Regions from separate parts of the Homo sapiens genome. Here regions 1, 2 and 4 are each linked to region 3. The links are chromatin contacts, found by Hi-C or POLR2A ChIA-PET in ENCODE. All regions are on one chromosome and are shown on one strand. Each heading gives the region's core, a stretch centred on a gene start or an enhancer-like site at or near the end of the contact. The rest is flanking DNA. Distances are from core to core; before and after follow the strand shown. Region 1 has its middle 33 kb from the start of TRIB2. Region 2 overlaps MIR3681HG (MIR3681 host gene). Region 3 overlaps MIR3681HG (MIR3681 host gene). Region 4 has its middle 130 kb from the start of TRIB2.

Region 1 (4,451 bases), core at 668-3,167, 230 kb before region 3:
AGGACAGCAGCAGGCTACGATGGTTCACAAAGGGAGGTGGACTACTTGAAACAGACAATGGATACTCAATTGTTTTCAACAGGGAGGTTATCTTTATTTATTTTTATTCTATTGCTTTATTATTATTTGTTGTTATTATTTCAGAAAGAACCCTGGCCATATCAGAGGGTCATCCCCTCTTAATGAGAATGTGACTGGCCTATAGAATTAATAAAAAAAAAAAAACTGGATGGAAACTACCCCTCCATGTAGTGACTCAGCCCTCCTTGATGTGAAGGCCAGGTGATTTGGGATTCCAGGCAGGAATGAGGCCGTGAGGCAGCACAGAGCATGGAGGGCGGTGGGGGGATGGAGGCAGGCAGCTAAGCGGCTTTTGTAAGGGCCTGAGCCCCTGACTGCTAGGCAGGCACCATATGCTCAAGGAGGTTCATTGGTTTTCATCTGTTACCAGGGACTCCATTCACTGGTTCCCCACCCACGGGAGCACCCACTGGATGGTGCATGGCAGACACCCACAAGGAAGACAGCACTGGCCTCACTGTAGGGCCGTGTGGTCTAAGGCAGACATCCTTACCGGCTGCACGTGAGGGTCATCCAGAGAGCTCTTAAAGCAGTGATGACTGAGCCCCACTCTAGACCAATTAAAGTAGAATCCCACTGGAAGCCATCTGTCCTTCCTCCCTGAAGGGCCAGGTTGGAGAGGAGGGTGTGCTCAAGGCCCTTTGGGACAGGGAGATGATGTGGAGATGAAGGGGCTCTGCTGCAGGAGGTGGCATGTGAGGGGCCTGGGTAGAGACTGTGGTGACTGACACTTTAGCCACTGGCTGAACAAAGGGCTCTAGTGGAAAGGCGCTGCTGGCCTGGGTCTAACTCCTGGACCTGTCCTGGTGACTTAGGTTTTTGTTTAACATCTCCATTTTTGAGCATCTTCAAACATAAACTACCACAAACTGGAGGGCTTAAGCAACAGACACTATCATCTTGCAGTTCTAGAGGCCAGAAGTTCAAGATCAAGGGTTTATAGGGCTGATCCCTTCTGGAGGTATAAGGGAGACCCTGTTCCTAGCCTCTCCCCCAGCTCCTGGGGGATTGTGGGCCACATCTGGCGTTCCTTGGCTTGTAGACTCCTCACTCCAATCTGATCTCTCCATTCATCTTCACACAGCGTTCTCACTGTGCGCCTGGCTCTGTGGTCAAATTTCCCCTTTATGTAAGGACATCAGTTATGTTGGATCAGGGCCCACCCTAATGACCTCATTTTGATTTGATTACCTCTGTAAAGATTCTAGCTCCAAATAAGGTCACATTACAAGGAACTGGGGGTGAGAACTTCAACATATGAATTTTGGGGGGGTGGGACCAAAATAAAAACCAATATTATTTCTACCCATTTTTTGCCATTAGGTGATAGAGTCTGCATAATATTATCTTATTAATCCTCCCCCAAACACTGTGTAATGTAGAGTATTAATCTTATTTTAGAAATGAAGAAACAAAGCTGCAAAGAAATGCAGTATCTGGCCTGGGATCACAAACAGAAAGCCGATGGTAGAGGCTTTTCGAAGGCAGGTTTGCCTATGTGTGATCCATTATGTTCCCATAGGATGGAGCAAGTCTGATTGAGCCCCACAAGCCCTTTCAGGCTTCTGAGGTCTGTATTTTTCTGTATGGGAAAGAATCAAGGCTGATTTGGCATTGCCATTGTCAAGAAGATGCAACTCGGCAGGACTCATGGAAAGGTATGCACGTATTGAATCAGTAACAGGATCCTGAAGTGCCAGCTGTCTTTCTTTATTCATAGCTTTTCATAGCTGGAGGTATAGTGCAGGAGGAGGAGGAGGAGGTAAGAGGAGGACAGGAGATTGTGTAATTCTTACAGGAAGAAAGCCAAAAGAAAAGGAAAAATGCAAGCCGTGTCGGCACACAGGCGACTGTACAGAAATAAGATGAGTGTTCAGCTGTGTCCTGAAATGGTCATGGAGCACTGGGCTAGAGGAAATGTTGCCTTTTGCAGTTTTGCTGGAGGCATAATCTAGACTTCATAAATTATCAGCCAGTCTGCTCTGCTCAGCTCAGCTTTGTTCAGAAAACATGTACTGAGAAGCTGTTTTAAGCTCCACATTCACATAGACCATGCTTTGCAGAAGCTCGGAGTCCATAGGGGCTGCAGACCCACAAAGGGATCACCATGGTACAATGTGCAGAAAAAAGCAGAGGCAAGTAAGGCAAAGCTGAGGGGAGGCTACCAAGCAAGCCTGGGCTGGGGGAGGAATCAAGGAGGACTTCTTGAAGGAGGTGATGGCTGAATCTTCAGAGATGAGCAGGCAGTAGCAGGGTAGAGGTGAGAAAGGCAATGGTACTAACAAAGGCACTCATGTGGAATAGCATGTGTGGTGACCAGTGTGCATGGGTATTTTAATTTGGGCTAAATGTGCCTCTTGTGATGAGATGAATAATGCCAAGCTTCTTTTGCAGGCTGAAGTCGGCACACCTGCCTAGCCTCCTTCATTAGCATCTCATGGGGACTGGAATATATGGTTCCTTCACCATTGTAATTGTGCCTTGGCTCAGTAAGCTTTCAGTTGCCAAAAAAATACTTAGCGGAATATGAATCAGAAAAATCAAAGCACTTTAAGAAAAGGATTAATTATTAACAGCGTTATCTATTAAAGCTTAGCACTTAGAAAAGAGCTACAAATTGGTTCTGAATATGGCAGTGTAGAGATTCTGGACATACTTATATGGGTCTTGTGCCATAACATCTTGCAAAGTGTTTAGCTGACCCAGGTAATTCAAGAAGAAGTTCATATAACCCCTGCTATTAAAATTCTTCCATTACTTTCTTTGAGAACACCCAAAGATTAGCCAAACATTAGGGAACATATCCTGCTGTGGCAAAGCTTTGTGTACTGTGTCTTCCTGCTGATCAAGTGATGCTTCGTTTGTAAAAGTAACAAGGGGCAGAAATTCAGAAAAAGAGATTTTGTTCATATAAATAACCTCCCTTCCACTGCGTTATGCTAACAGACGTATCACATGAAACAATCATATCACAGAGATACATTTTTCCTTGCAACAAAAACCTGTTTTCTTTGTAATGTTAATCCTAATGTGGTTTTTAGAAGAAAATTAAATATTGATGAACTTGTGGATAGTACTGTGTCTTAATTCATTATAGTACTGTTAAAGAAACCGATGATTATTCTTTCAGAAATACTTTTATGCCTGTAAACACTTTGACTTCTATTCAAACAAAAGTTCTTATTGTTAAATTATCCATCTGAAGTGGAACCCATTTTTAAAGGGAGGTGTTTTAAAAATGGAATCCTTCTTTGTACTCTTTTTAGTTTTATAATGCATGGATTTCTATTGTTTAAAATTATGCTTGTGTGTCATTCAAGAAAATCAGGAGCCTCTTTAAGTATTTAGAACAGGAGGAATTTAATCCAATGAATTAGCTTCAGTGGTGATAGAAGATCAGAAAAACCAAACAGAGTAGGACAAAGCAACTCAGAGATTAGCACAAAAAAAAAAAAATAGGGAGCCAGGTCCATCCCAAACTGAACAGCAAAGGGACAAGGCTGTGCTTTCCAGGTCAAGGGGCAGGGGTTGGAAAGGCTGAAGGGAAGAGGGAAAAGGAAAACAACCCAGACTTTTTCTTTCTTGCCCTTTCCTAGCTCTCCTCCAAGACACTATGGCCAACTGAAGCCCAAAGCCAGCTGAGAGGGGAGTCTGGGAACTGCAGGGTGCATCATCAACCCAGTGAAATGCAGACCAGAGCAGAGGAAGGCCAGGATCTGCACAGCTCATTCGCTTTTTATGGACTTACTTTCCAAGGAAGAAGGTGTGAAACTGTATAACCCCATCTCTGATAAAGATTGATGAAGGGAGAGAGAGGAGGAGAGAGGCAAGTGTTCCAGGCAGAGAAATAGAGACACGACCCTGAACTGGAGCATTGACTTCCTTCTCTCCCTTTCTCCTTCCTTCCCTCCCTTCCCCTCTTCCCCACTCCAGTTCTTCCTCCCTTCTGTCCTACATTCCTCCCTTCCTGTCTTTTTCTCTACACCCTGGAGTCTGGAGTCTGTGTGATGTGTTTCTGTTGTTGTTATTTTCTTCTGACTCTTCCGGTTTTCCTCCATGCCTTCCTTAAATTACTCCCAGGCCCTGCCTCGTGTCTTATGGGTCCCTCCCTGAGAAGTATATTGGCTGGGGAAAAGCTCTGAGGGAGCAGAGCATGCATTAGACACAGAAGGGTTGGCTTCTCCCATCTTCTTGTCCTTTGACTTTTGCATATGTGGCCCTCCCCATCTCATCAGCTGCTAGCCTGGAGCTCCGGAGGGTGGAGTCTCCTCCATGCCTTGCAGGGTGCTGCGTGCAGCAGGTGCTCAAGGCTGCGGAGTCAGGATTTGAAGCTGAGCTCCAGTATGAGACACTGGGGAAGGTCTTAATTC
Region 2 (4,430 bases), core at 1,348-3,847, 170 kb after region 3:
TCTGATTCATGGGGTTAAAAAAAGAGGAGAAACTAAAATAATCTTGATAATTATACTCAGAAGGGGAATGATGGGAATAAAAAAAAGAGCCTAATATTGTTTAGGAGGAAGGTAAATTAACTTTTTAATGTGCCAATTTAATTATTATAATTTACAGGCTAATTAGTAAATATAGACTGTTTAATTTGCAAATGTTTTAAGTAGAAATGAAATAAATAATTTATTCAAAAAAGGTAAGAAAAAATTTTATTCAAAAAAAAGACAAATAGAACGTAGAAAAAACACACTCAGCAAAATAACTTGAAGCTTATTATAGTGATAATATGAAATACAAAATTTATTAAGGTCTATTTTTAAAATATATAGATATATTCTCAAGAAGAATCTCTCACACAAAACACAAAGATCTATGAAAAGTTCTATGTATATAATATAGTTTTAACATAAGAAAAAGAGAAAGTTAGACTAAGCCCCAACTAGGGAGGCCCCTGAAGTTGCCAAGACTGAGCCTGAGTTCTGCAATTTTTCTGCCAAGTAAGTTTCACTCAGAGAGAGAAACATTCTCATCACCTAAAGCTCTGTGTTCATGGTGATCTGTTCTTCTTCACTGACATCTTAGTGTGAGGCCTCAGGTTTTACCACTATTACAGTTGACCTCACACTGTCTTGAAATGCATTCGATGGTTCATTTCTTCGCAGCAGAAATGTCATTCTTTGCCTTCCCATGCAGATGTCAGCAGTGATGGTTTCTTTTATTATCCCTTGGGAGGCAAAATGGGGCCGCGCTGATCAACTATTTTACCACAATTCAAAATTTGTCAACTCTGTGCCCAGAGACCTCATTTTAGACTGAGAGTCCCTGGTTGTGCCCAAGTTCCAGCTCTGTCCAAGGGTATGGCTAACGTTTCAGGAACAGGGACCCTGAAGCAGGGCCCTGGAAGACCCTTCAGTCAGAAGACCCCATTCTGTCTTGACTCCATCTTTTAATATGCCTGAACTTTCTGAACTGAAGATTTCTGGGGAAAGACAGGTCATCAATGACTGTTCCATCCAATCTCTTAAAAGCCCTGTGAAGTAGGATGTTTTTAAAAATCCTCTGTTTTCCAGGTTAGGAACTGAGGCTTCATTAGGGAAGCCATTTTCCTGAGCTTGCACAGAGAGGGGCTTAAACAGAGCTGACATATGAACCTGAACTTCTGAAGCCAAATTCTTGGTCCCGCTCCTGCATCAAGATGCCCTAAAACGATGTTGGGAAACAAAATGAAACGTGTTCAGAAAATGATCTGAATTTATCCAGCACTGGACAAATATCCATAACTGTTATTGTCCCCCAGTATCTTGTTTGCTACTGATATGAATTCTGCCTAGCATGGTTAATTTATAAGCAAATACACATGCTCTGATTCAAGGAGGGTATTCAAGTAAGCCCTCCTTCCCTCCAACATTAACCTTGAAAAACCAATGTAAACAGGATGACAAGTTTATTGTCCTGACACTGAGCTTCCATTCAAGGCACGGAACTGGGGAGGGGAGCCACCCTTTAAACTTTCTCAGCAGTTTAAGTTTAGGATCTTTGTCTGTTCATAGTTGATGGGGGAGAGAAAAGAGAATCTATGGTCTCAAGGCGTTTGTGGTGGGGGCTGCCACCAGAGATGAGAAAGGATAAGAATGTGTTCTTGGAAGGCTGAGATGAGGTCACCTTCATCAGATAAGCATACTCCCCCAGTCTATGGCCATGTGAGAAGAGGGTCTTTGTTAAGCTTCTTCCCCAGCAACACTTTCTGGATTTATTGATTATCTCCAGCAACCCATTGTTCAATCTATCTGATCCAGACTTGGTAAGCTTTATCCCAAGGGCTAAAAATAAAGGTATAGTCAATTGACTTGAAAGAGAATAGGAAATTGATTTCTTAGAGAAGCATTTCATAAATAGTAATGGGTAACATTTATCAAATGTGTACTTTACTTAAGCCAGGCATTATCTCATTTAATCATTTCTTCTTTTAATCTTTCCAACAGCCTTTTACTAGGTCAAGACTATTGTTATGTGCATTTTATAGCTAATAAAGCAAAAGCCCACAACTTTCTCAAGGTCAAGACTCAAACTCAGGGTTGCCTAATTCAGGGCTGTCTATGCTGTTTATGTCAAGTGTTAGTTGGTGATTACCCAAAAACAAATTCTCATTTGGGTAGGTTAGTGGCTTCCTGGGTTTCGAAAAGACTCCTCTCCCAGGGGTGTGAGGGTGTGGAGCAGCCGGTGCTTGCCTTGCCAGCCTGGAGCTGTGAGCCAGACACCTTCCCAGTCCTCTACCCCAGCTGAGTGACTCTGAAATTTATGTCCTGGGCTCAGTTTGTTTGTTTTCTATGAGGAATGACATGGAAATTGGCTGTAGAACTGAATCATGTCAAAAGTTAAAGAAAGCCGAATGGCTTCAAGCACAAACTTTTGATGGTTTACAAATGGGGAATAAATAGTGAAAGTGAAGAAAAGGGAATACAGAAAAAAAAACCCTTCTGTAATTGGCAGAGACATATAACAGATGAGTAACAGGAAACGCCGGAAGGTAAGGTTCAATGCTTAAAAAGGGAGTATCTCAGGAAAGATCTTTATCATAGAGAACTTTATCATAGTGCTTCCTTTCATTTTGGGTTATGAAAGCTAAAATAAGTAGCCTTGTTTCAAGAAAACAGTTTTCCTAAAGGGCAAAGAACAAATGTATTAATGTATACTTAGTGGCTTTGGCAAGTGATTTAAAGGGAAAGTCCTACTCCTTCCAGATTGATGGCCTGCACCTACATACCCATTGGTGGCATCAGCATAAACATTTGACTGCGTCGAGGGTCCAATTTTGATTTCTTGGAGCATCAATTTTCTAACTTAAAATTGGGGCAATAGTCTTATATGACTGTTGTGCTATAGGAAATAAAATAATGATATAGGAGTTAAAAAGAAATTATTCAGGCAGATAGTGAGAATAAGGAAGTCCTCAGTAAGGTTTTCCTTTTAATAAAAAGCAGCCCTAAAATCACTTTTTTTCTAACACAAAGCAGCCTGTAAGATCAAGCTAAAGACATAGATAAGCAAGTTGGAAGCCTGCGTGAGTGAATGCCAGCAGCCATGCCAATAGGAAAAGGCTACACAGGGGTTAGGCATGTTCAACAGGGCAGCTTCATTTTCCCTTTTCTTTGTCAACCACATATGCAGTGAGGAGCAGACAACATGGAGCAGGCCAGGTGGAAAATCCATTCGCATAATAAAAGATTAGGGTGGCATAGCCAGCTTCTTTGCAAACTATGTAAACGTCACACTTGGTCCAACCAATCTTTGGGCCCTATGTAAATCAGACATCACCTTCTCAAGCCAGCCTATAAAACCTCCTGCACTTCACCACAGACCGGAAGACCCACTTGGGCTCCCCATTTTCTCTGCAGGAGAGAGAGCTACTCTCTGTTCTCTTTCTTTTATCTATTAAACCTCCAGTCTTAAACTCACTACTTGTGTGTCCACATCCTTGATTTTCTTAGTGTGAGACAACGAACCTCTGGTACTTAACCCAGACAAAGACGGCACTTCAATAATATATGGGAAAAAACAACTGTAACAAATGCTTATAATAAGCTTTATATAATATAAAGAATTGGTTGCAACAAAATCCCTCTCTTTCTCTTTGACCCCTGAATCAGATACAGCTTCAAGTCCAGAGCACAGTTTCACAGTTAGCTATTGATGTGATTTAACTTTTTCAGAGACTATATCTTAAATATTTTAGATTGTCAACCTGCTGTACAGATAGTAGTCCAGGTAATCCTAGGTAAATAGTATTTGCTGAAAGATTTTTGACTGGTCCTATGGAGAACAAAGAGCCTGAGCCAAGGAAGGTGGGCATCCCTCTTAACATTTTTCCTTAGGAAAAAAAAAAAAAAATCTCGAAGCATGGGTCTCCTAATAAAAGCTGCAATTCATACATTATGCTTGAGGCCAAATATGTAACTTGTGATGCCCAGAGTGAAATGTTATCACAGGTTCCTCAGTTTAAAAAGCAAGATAAAAGAAGATCAGGTAAACGCAATAAAATACAAAACTTTTTTCTCTAAGAAATAGTTTGTTAATTATAAAACATGATGGGGTAAAAGAAGTACATGATTAATGCTATAAACTTAAAAATTATAAAAAATAATATTTCAGTGTCACGATTTTATTTAATACAATAAATAATACTGATTAATGTGATGTCTTCCTTGATCATAACATTTTTATGTCTTGCTTTTCTGCAAATTAGGACATCAGAATTTATACTTTTTGTAACTTCATTTTCAATCTGTATAATTAAAAGTGACATCAGTCACTCTTGAAAAATGCAAGATCACAAATAATTTTTGATAGTTTTTAATTTTCAGAATAATCTTTCTGCTGATGGAACTGTTCTTGA
Region 3 (4,182 bases), core at 1,579-4,078:
CTGTTGGCCAAGAGGGTGTAGAAACAATGACACCCCAATTGAATGAGTATAACTAGTGCCCAGATTTGGGGTTCTAATACCATTCTTTTTTTTTTTTCTTTTGAGATGGAGTCTTGCTGTGTCACCCAGGCTGGAGTGCAGTGGCGTAATCTTGGCTCACTGCAACCTCCTCCTCCCTGGCTCAAGCGATTCTCCTGCTTCAGCCTCCCTAGTAGCTGGGACTACAGGCATGTGCCACCAAGCCTGGCTAATTCTTTTGTATTTTTAGTAGAGATGGGGTTTCACCATGTTAGCCAGGATGGTCTCGATCTCCTGACCTCGTGATCCGCCCGCCTCGGCCTCCCAATGTGCTGGAATTACAGGCATAAGCCACTGCGCCTGGCCTCTAAAACCATTCTTGAAGAAAAAGAACCAGGGCTTCTTGGAGATATGGCTGGTTCTAGCACTGGAGTAGGGAATGCACAAAATGAGCTTGGAGCATCTTGTAATGCCAGAAAGTAGAAATGCTTAATACACACACACACACACACACACACACACACACACACACATTGATGGGGTGTTTTAGAGGAACACAGGAACCAACTGAAAGAGTTCCCAGCGGCAGAAGCTGGAACAACTTGGCAAAAGAAAAGAATAAATCATTGTGGTGTTATAACCAAAATATAAAATAAATATCAAGAAAGCCATAGTAAGACAAAAAAGATTGAATACATAAAATAATAATGGGGAAAAATAAACAAATATCTCTAGTATTTGTGAATGACTGAGTTAATGTTATCTATAAATAATATCATTTGATATTTTGAATAAAAAAATTTAAGCCCTAAAAGGATTATTATGCTACTTTTATAAGAATTTTTCTATTAACAACCGTATCTGAAATTTGCAGGTTAAAATTTCAAAGTCCTATGACAGTCCTTTTCTGTCATTTCTGGAAACACACTTGCTAAATTAACTTTGAGTTTAAAGTGCCGTCAAGCACCCAAAAAACTGCTATTGCTGGACTGATGCCAAAGGTTCCCAATTTCTAGGTGTCAGGTGTGTTTGGATAGAGGCTTCAGTTCAAGTTTATTTGTTCTATGACAACAATTTTAAAAATCGTACCTATCTCTGAGCCTTCAGGCCTATCACAGACACAAGAAATTCCACATCTTGTGAAAAATGTGTCATTTGCATGGCATTTTCCCTTTGAGAATATGTGTGTGCACTTTCTGTGCCAAAGACAGTAGAAAGTGTAACAGAGCATGTGCTGGGTGAGGGAATGAGCTGCGGCTGAGCAATGCACTTCAACTGCTTGTGGAAACTCTCGACTGGGGATTGTCTGTTTCTTCCCTTTAGATCAACAAAGAAGTATCCAGTTTACTCAAAGTACCAGTGTTGAATCTGTGCAAAACATTGAGTCCTTTGTCTGATTCAAAACCCACATCTCTTGTATTAAGCATGTAATTATGCACCATAATAATGTCTCACGTTTTCCCAAGATTTTATATTTAACCAATTTCATGTCAATTATATCACTGAACACTAATTCCCTTTCCCCATCCTGTCCCATTCTCTTGCACTGCCAACTCTTCCCTCAGAACACATACTCAAGAAGCATGGAATGTTGACCATGTTTGGAGGTTGAGGAAACGGACATTTGCAGAGGGTGAATGATGCCCCAAAGTTAGAGAAACACCAACTAGAGAAGCAACTGTGTAAACAGACTATGAGCTGATGGTTTTGTTTTTAGGGACACAGCTCAAATTCCCTAGGACTGTGCTTTGCTTATAGTACACCATTAGATGGAAGCCCAGCTCTTGCACAGTGATTTCTGGCACCTCTGAGTGTAGAAGTATTTCTCCTTCTTCAATCTCCCTCCATACCTGCCTCCCCAGGCTCCATAAACTTCTCCCTTATGATGCCCTGCCATCTGCTATTTCCAGAATCCACTCACAGATGTGCCTCTTCTACCAATAAACTGTGAGCATGTGAAGGGCAGTGCCCATGGCTGACTCTTCCCTGTATCTGTTGACCCCACCCCAAGTATTAATGTAGGTCCTGGGGCGGAATGATGTTTGATAAGTGAGCATGAAACAGGACCCATTACGGCGAGCAGTTTAAGATGAGGAAAATTAAGAGTTGGAAGGGAACTAATATGTATTGATCCCCTATGCATGCCAGGCTATAGCCTCAGTCCTTTACAGTTATTCTCCACTAATTTCTGACTTCCTATTACCATCCTCATCATAAAGAGGAAGAAAATCCCACTCAGCGAGATTAAGTCATTTGCCAGTCATCAGGATTTGCATCCAGATTGGGCAATTCCCTAATCGGTACTCTTTGTACTAAAAGACAACCCCAGGTGAATTGGCAGGATCCAAAGACTAATCCTATTTATATTCATCACAGGAGCATAATGTACCAAATACCTGAGAAGAAACAGGATAGGAAATTTTCTGTGTGTATTTTATCTGTGCAGGGAGCATTGGGGTCTATTTTCATTGGCTTTATCCCCCTTTTTTTTACTTAAAACTAATAACAACTGAATATTTTCCACTGGCGTATAAATGGATGTCTCAATTGCAAAGGTGCCGACAGCTCAGTCTTACTTAACTTTCAGTTTAGGTATCCACCCTGCATTGCACAATCATCAAATGAGATATGATGCAATTTTTTTTAAACAGACTTTGCAAAACAAGTATTGAGTAACCAGAATCTCTTTTTCCTTGTATGTGCCTAGCAACCTTGCAGGTCTGTTTGACAGGAAAAATTTGCCCTTGGACAGCAATTCAGAAAGATACTTAAAGGCTGAGAAAAGCATGAGGCTCTGGAGTGTCGCAATCAGTGGGTCAGGCTGATTAACCAAAAAGGAAGTGCTTGGGCTCCCCCGTTGCTCCGCCCCTCTCTGTGTAAGGCAGCAGGGTCAGAGAGAGAAGCCAAATTTATCTGACACATTCCTCTGTTTACTTTGTGGACTGTAGAGCTTGGTGAAAAGCTTTCTCAGATATATATATTATATATAATATATATTATATATATTATATATTATATATATATTATATATATATTATATATATTATATATATTATATATATTATATATTATATATATAATATATATATATTATATTATATATATTATATAATATATAATATATTATATATTATATAATATATTATATATATTATATATTATATAATATATATATACACACACACGTACATATATGTATGTGTATATATAGTATATATGTATATATATAGTATATATGTATGTGTATATATAGTATATATATATGTATGTATATATATAGTATATATATTATTGTTAAAAGAATGATGCAACATTGCAGAAATTTTTGAAAAGTGAAAAATTAATCATGCATCATTTCATCACCCCAACAAATGTGTTTTCGGTTTTATTTATTTCCTTCCAGGCGTCCTCCTCATTCATACATATTTTACACACTGGGACAGAATCCAGGAAACACCATCTGCTGAGCACTATTTGGTCAGAAACTGGACTCAATGATTTAGATTTTTAATCAAATTTATTTCTGACAAAATTCCTCCAAGGTCAAAAGATTGTCTCCATTTTACAGATTAAAATGCAACCACTACCTAAGAAAATATTAGTACCTGCCTGAAGTTCCCGGGTCAAGTCATGAATCTGGGATTCAAATACAGTTTTGTTTGCCCACAGAACCAGTGGTTTATTCTACATCGTCACTCAGCTTTATATTTTTCTTATTTACCATTATATATAAGTATGTTATTTTATGATACTCATCTATATTAATATGTTAATATATGTAATCTAAGTACTAATGATGTGTCACCATTTACTCTACAATATTAAGTTTTGGAGCAGATATTAATCTCAGCCTGCAAAAAATCAATTTTGCAAGAATGTAATTGTATTTTCTGTACATGGGCAATATTCATTTCAAACCTCTGTTTTGCTACATGGTAGAAACTTAATCTCATCAATTGGGGACTTACACTCCTGAAACCTGTAAAATTCCAGAGATTGTTTTTGTGTTCCATGTTCTTAATTAGTGCCATGCTTGGGTAAAAAGCCACGCATGTGGCTTTTATGTTTACCTCTCTCCATTGTAACATCCCCTGGGATGGCCTGATACCCTTCCAACTCCTAGTTATCGGTCCTTAAATGCCACTGCGCATCCTCCTTTGCCCG
Region 4 (4,566 bases), core at 1,078-3,577, 130 kb before region 3:
CGCCAGTGCAAATAGCAACACCTTTCCTGCCCACTGTACTAGGTTGTTTTGAATTACAGGGAATGCATTTCAGGTAGAAGTAAATGCCAGTGTGATTGCGTGGTTATTGTTGCTGATGTCATTTGTTTTTGCAGAGAACTGAATAGGTTTATTCTGGAGGTGATAATTGGGAAGGTCTGTCCCCATGCTGCCAGGCACCATGGCCAGCCGAGCAGAATGCTTTGACTTGAGAATTTCATGAGCAAGGCGGAATAAGCCACTCAGCTTCTGTACAAGCAAAGCCAGGCAACAGCATTAATTAATGTGGATGAGAAGAGACAGGCCCTTGTTTGTAATTAGGAGACTCTGTGGACCTTGTTTTCTTCTCCAGTCTCTCTTAAACATGGTGAGAGCTGTGGCTTCCATGGGGTGAGTAGTTGCCCACCTCTCCACCTCCCTCTCCTCAGCCAGCTGATTTCCAGCCCTGGGATCTGGGGTACAGGAAGATCAGGTTTACATCCTAATCCTAGGAAACTTCGCCTCAGCTCACTCGGTTCATTTCAACCAAAAGGTGAAAGGAAACTGAGAGTTAGCTGATGCCAAAAAAGGCAATCAGACCAACACAAGCCAGAACCGAATTATGTCACTCTGGGCTTTCTGCACCGTTGCCACCATTAACACCTGGAAGGCCTTTGATTGTCACATTAGCAAAACATGCCATAAAGCATGAGCTTCCCTTCTTCCCACAGAAACCCTGGCCCCTTTGCAAGGGGGGGAGGTGGGGCAGTGTCACAAAGGTGGCTTTCAGCCCTAGAAGGCTTTCTTGATTAGGCCTCTGAGGGGAGACTTCCACGAAGTCTTCTCACAGGAATTTGCAGCCAGTTACAGCACTGATTTCCAGCAGCTTCTAGATGAAGGACTCTTGGAACCTCTGAGCCCAGAAGGACAGTGGAGATTGGTTGCTCAAATCACCTTATTTTATAGAGATGAAAATTGATGTCTCAGGTGAAAAATTTAATTTTCAACATGAATTTTTCTGACCACCGTGTGTCAAATAGGATGCAAAATGTTGAGGATACAATGATCTCTAACTTCATCTCATTCAGAAGTGGAGACTGTCTATCACGTGCAAGATGCAGGGAACGTTTACTAACTACCACCGAATACAGCAGAGCTGTGAATATAACGACAGCCACAGGTTCCTTGTCAGGAAGTGCAAAATAGGATCACACACACACACACACACACACACAATGTCTCTACAAATAACTAAGGTAGCCAAATAATAAAATATCTACCTTTCAAAATAGCTACACATTTAACATTCAATCATGTGTAAAGTATGTTAATTTTTCTCTGCTCATTTCCTGATGCAAGTTTATTTGAACTCATCCTGTCTCCTCAGTATCATGTCTTCCTTGTCAATCAAAGCGCTCTTTGAGTCACCTAGTGCGCCTAATCTTTATTTAGGTTTGAGAGGCAGATCTTCTTGAATCTTTATAAAAGGTTGTCACTGGAAGTTTTTTCCCAAGTCACAAGTTTCTATTTACTATTCATGATCTTTGCAACATACATCTCTTACCCAATTGCGTTCCTAAAGTGGTTTTGATATCCTTGTTTGTGACAACGTGCAAGAAATGAACTTGGGAGGTCATCACCAACTCCCAATCCCCAGAGAAATAATTACACCTAAATTACATTTCTTTGCCCCCTTTGTTAATAATCCCGTTAAGAGACTTCTATGGAGATCCAATACCAATGTTTACTGAGGTTGCTTCATGTTAATGTCTCTTCTCCAAATACTAATCTGATTTGAAAAGTAAAATATTTGGGAAAGTCCTCTATAGTAGATTTTATATAGAACTAGATATGTTGCAATTCCTTATTCTCAAAATGATGTGTAGTTTTGGGGAAGACAGTTTTCCTTTTAATCTGACCTTTATGGCATAAGTGGAAGGGTAATACAGTAGTCCCTCCATTTCCGTGGGGAATATGTTCTATGGAATATGTTCTAAGACCCCCACTGGATGCCTGAAACTGCAAATGGTACTGAACCCTATACATACTACACTTTTTTCTGTACATACATACCTATGATAAAGTTTAGCTCATAAATTAGGCACAGTAAGAGATTAACAACAATAATAAAATAGAACCTTGATCACAATATGCCAGTTTCACTATTGTTGCACTCTGAGGCCATTATTAAGCGAAACAAGGTTTCCTGCACACAAGTACTGCAATACCAGGACAGTGATTCTGAGAGCTGGGATGGCTACTGAGTGACTCACAGGCCGGGAGCATACGCAGTGTGGATACATTGGACAGAGGGATGAATCAAGTGCTGGGCAGGAGAGAGCAAGGCAGCACAAGGTTTCATCATGCTACTCACAATGGCACACAATTTACAACATGATTTCTTTCTGAGATTTTCCATTTAATGTTTCCAGACTGCAGTTAACCATAGGTAACTGAAAAGTGAAACTGGAAAGTGAAACTGTGGTTAAGGAGGAAGGAGGAAGTACTGTGTGGAAGAGAGTGTGAATGACTTTTTCTAGAAGAAAGGGGATGAGTTAAGAAACTTTCCAAGGAGGAAGTGATACTAGAGGGTGAGTTAGAAGGACCATAGGTCATGGTGTTAAGCAAGTGAAGTTGGAAGCACCCCTCATATAAAGGTACTATGGGGAAATGTTAAGAACCATGGAATATCTGAGATTTTCTTTTCTTTGCAACCAGGCAAGTTAGCTATTGCAGGTTCATGAGTGCCGGCAGAAGAAATGAGACTCCTGGACCAGAGACAAAGGACCATTGTTTACAACACAGACAGCAGCATAAACTTCATGGTTGCATTGGTTCGCCTTGTTCCAACTTCTAATGGAGGCAACACAAAAGTGGACTCAGGTGAATGCTGCATGCACAGGTGTGCATCACAAATGAGGAACTCCAATCTCATGAACTCAAATCTTTTATACTAGATTGCAAGCAAACTTGTGGGAATTTTTTCCCAGAAGGAAGACATTATCTTTCTTTTACCTGGCACTTAACAAACTTACCCTCTACTCTGGAGGATGATGCTATCTATATCTTCCAAGGCTTCTTGCTATACAAACATCCTTGAAAATATAGTTATCTTTTAGTGCTTCTGCTTGCAATACCTTCAGAAATGGGAAAACCCAATGGAGAATTGACTCCCAATAGGAAAAGCAAATATACTTGAAATGACTTACTTGAGGTCACAAAGCCAACCAGGTCTACTCACAGGCTACACAGTGCACATACACTCTACTCCCGGCCTTTCCTGCTGACATCATTCTTCTGTGGGATGATTGGGTCCTCTAGATAGCATGCAAGCCCGAGGAGGCACACAATGAGGGAAGAGCCCATGCAGCAGGCAGACTTCTAAAGTGACCCCCAATGGCCCACATCCTTGTACAATACTTACCCCTTGAGTGTAGGAGCAATAGGAAGGGTATCTCTTCTGTAACTAGATCAGTTATACATCAAAGGTGAAAAGATTTTGAAAATGTAATTAAGGGCCCTAATTAATTGACTTTGAGGTAGTCTAAGAGAGATTATCCTGAGTGAGTCTGATATAATCAGGCGAGCCATTTAAAACAGGTGCCTTGTTGTGGAAAGAGCCACATGACAGAGAATGACAGGTGTCTTCTAGAACCTCAGGAGTTCTGTCTCACAACTACAAGGAGTTGAATTCTGCAAACTAACAGTGAGCTTGGAAGAAAATGCCAAGCCTCAGATGAGTTCACAGTCCTAGTAGACACCTTGATTGTCTGAGCAGAGAACCTAGTTACGCTGTACCTGGACTTCTGACTCACGGAAGCTGTAAGATAAGAAATCTGTGTTGTTTTAAGTTACCAAATCTGTGTACATTTGTTATATACAACTAATGCACCCCAAGACTGACTTCTAGTTGTTGTATATTTCTTAACTATGCTTCTATAAGATAGCAGAATGAAGACACACGTATTTATTGAGCACTATTACTTGTTTTTATTCATCTTTCTTAAATATGTGCATAGCTCATATTAATTTCAATGTTTAATATTAGAAGTGTTTTGCTCTTTATTTAGAAGTTTGATGATGTTTTTGTGATTAGAAATATGCTGCAGGAACTTAAGTCCTATTTATATCAATTAGCCTGTGGTAAAGTTGGTTTCATTATACATCATTTAGCTTGAAGTCCAGTTTTCAAGAACCTACTAGATCTGACTTTTAGAACTATATTAATATTTTGCATACGCAAATATAATTAATAAGAACGGAAGAAAAAAACTCCACATGGAATGCGAACAGAAACAAAGTAACCAAACTGCATTTCAAGTTAATAACACAACCGCACTAAAGGAAAAAAGAAAAAAAGAAATGTCACTTTTGAGAACATGTTTCTCTAGTTAATAAGTCCTCTGCATTAGAAGTTGGCAAATCTTCTTTCTAAAGGGTCAAATAGTTAATATTTCTAGCTCTGTGAGCTATATGATCTCTATTCCAAATATTCCGCCTTTGGATCCAGAAATCAGCTATAGATAATATGTAAATGGATGGGGGAGTGGCACTGTGTTCCAATCCAAC

The links. A loop is a pair of places that touch in the nucleus more often than their neighbours do. ChIA-PET counts read pairs that join two places held with the same protein, here RNA polymerase II (POLR2A). Pooled maps may share reads with other maps.
Region 1: a loop to region 3 is called in a map of prostate gland, with 2.1 times the contacts of the local background. The contact joins two enhancer-like sites. A Hi-C loop is called at or near these places in 1 of 168 maps with a recorded cell type or tissue (prostate gland) and 1 of 50 pooled maps. POLR2A ChIA-PET finds 5 or more read pairs at or near these places in 5 of 52 experiments (A673, BJ, T-cell and 1 more).
Region 2: a pooled map shows a loop between it and region 3 (2.2-fold over the local background). The contact joins two enhancer-like sites. A Hi-C loop is called at or near these places in 1 of 168 maps with a recorded cell type or tissue (K562) and 5 of 50 pooled maps. POLR2A ChIA-PET finds 5 or more read pairs at or near these places in 1 of 52 experiments (activated T-cell).
Region 4: a map of CD14-positive monocyte shows a loop between it and region 3 (2.3-fold over the local background). The contact joins two enhancer-like sites. A Hi-C loop is called at or near these places in 1 of 168 maps with a recorded cell type or tissue (CD14-positive monocyte) and 7 of 50 pooled maps. POLR2A ChIA-PET finds 5 or more read pairs at or near these places in 1 of 52 experiments (AG04449).

What each region holds. Positions count from the first base shown.
Region 1 is chr2:12,682,082-12,686,532 of GRCh38, reverse strand. No RefSeq gene overlaps it. Among named protein-coding and RNA genes, the nearest start is that of TRIB2, 33 kb to the left of the region's middle. Within about 2 kb of position 1,917, at least 5 of the 41 ENCODE cell types and tissues checked have a DNase peak (open chromatin) inside an H3K27ac peak, as active enhancers do.
Region 2 is chr2:12,285,463-12,289,892 of GRCh38, reverse strand. All of the region lies in intron 3 of MIR3681HG (MIR3681 host gene), which reads right to left. Among named protein-coding and RNA genes, the nearest start is that of MIR3681, 89 kb to the right of the region's middle. Within about 2 kb of position 2,597, at least 4 of the 41 ENCODE cell types and tissues checked have a DNase peak (open chromatin) inside an H3K27ac peak, as active enhancers do.
Region 3 is chr2:12,455,082-12,459,263 of GRCh38, reverse strand. The region is part of intron 4 of MIR3681HG (MIR3681 host gene); the gene reads right to left. All of the region lies in intron 1 of LOC105373431 (a long non-coding RNA gene), which reads left to right. Among named protein-coding and RNA genes, the nearest start is that of MIR3681, 260 kb to the right of the region's middle. Within about 2 kb of position 2,828, at least 27 of the 41 ENCODE cell types and tissues checked have a DNase peak (open chromatin) inside an H3K27ac peak, as active enhancers do; they include CD14-positive monocyte, where a contact is called at or near this core.
Region 4 is chr2:12,586,157-12,590,722 of GRCh38, reverse strand. No RefSeq gene overlaps it. Among named protein-coding and RNA genes, the nearest start is that of TRIB2, 130 kb to the left of the region's middle. Within about 2 kb of position 2,327, at least 8 of the 41 ENCODE cell types and tissues checked have a DNase peak (open chromatin) inside an H3K27ac peak, as active enhancers do; they include CD14-positive monocyte, where a contact is called at or near this core.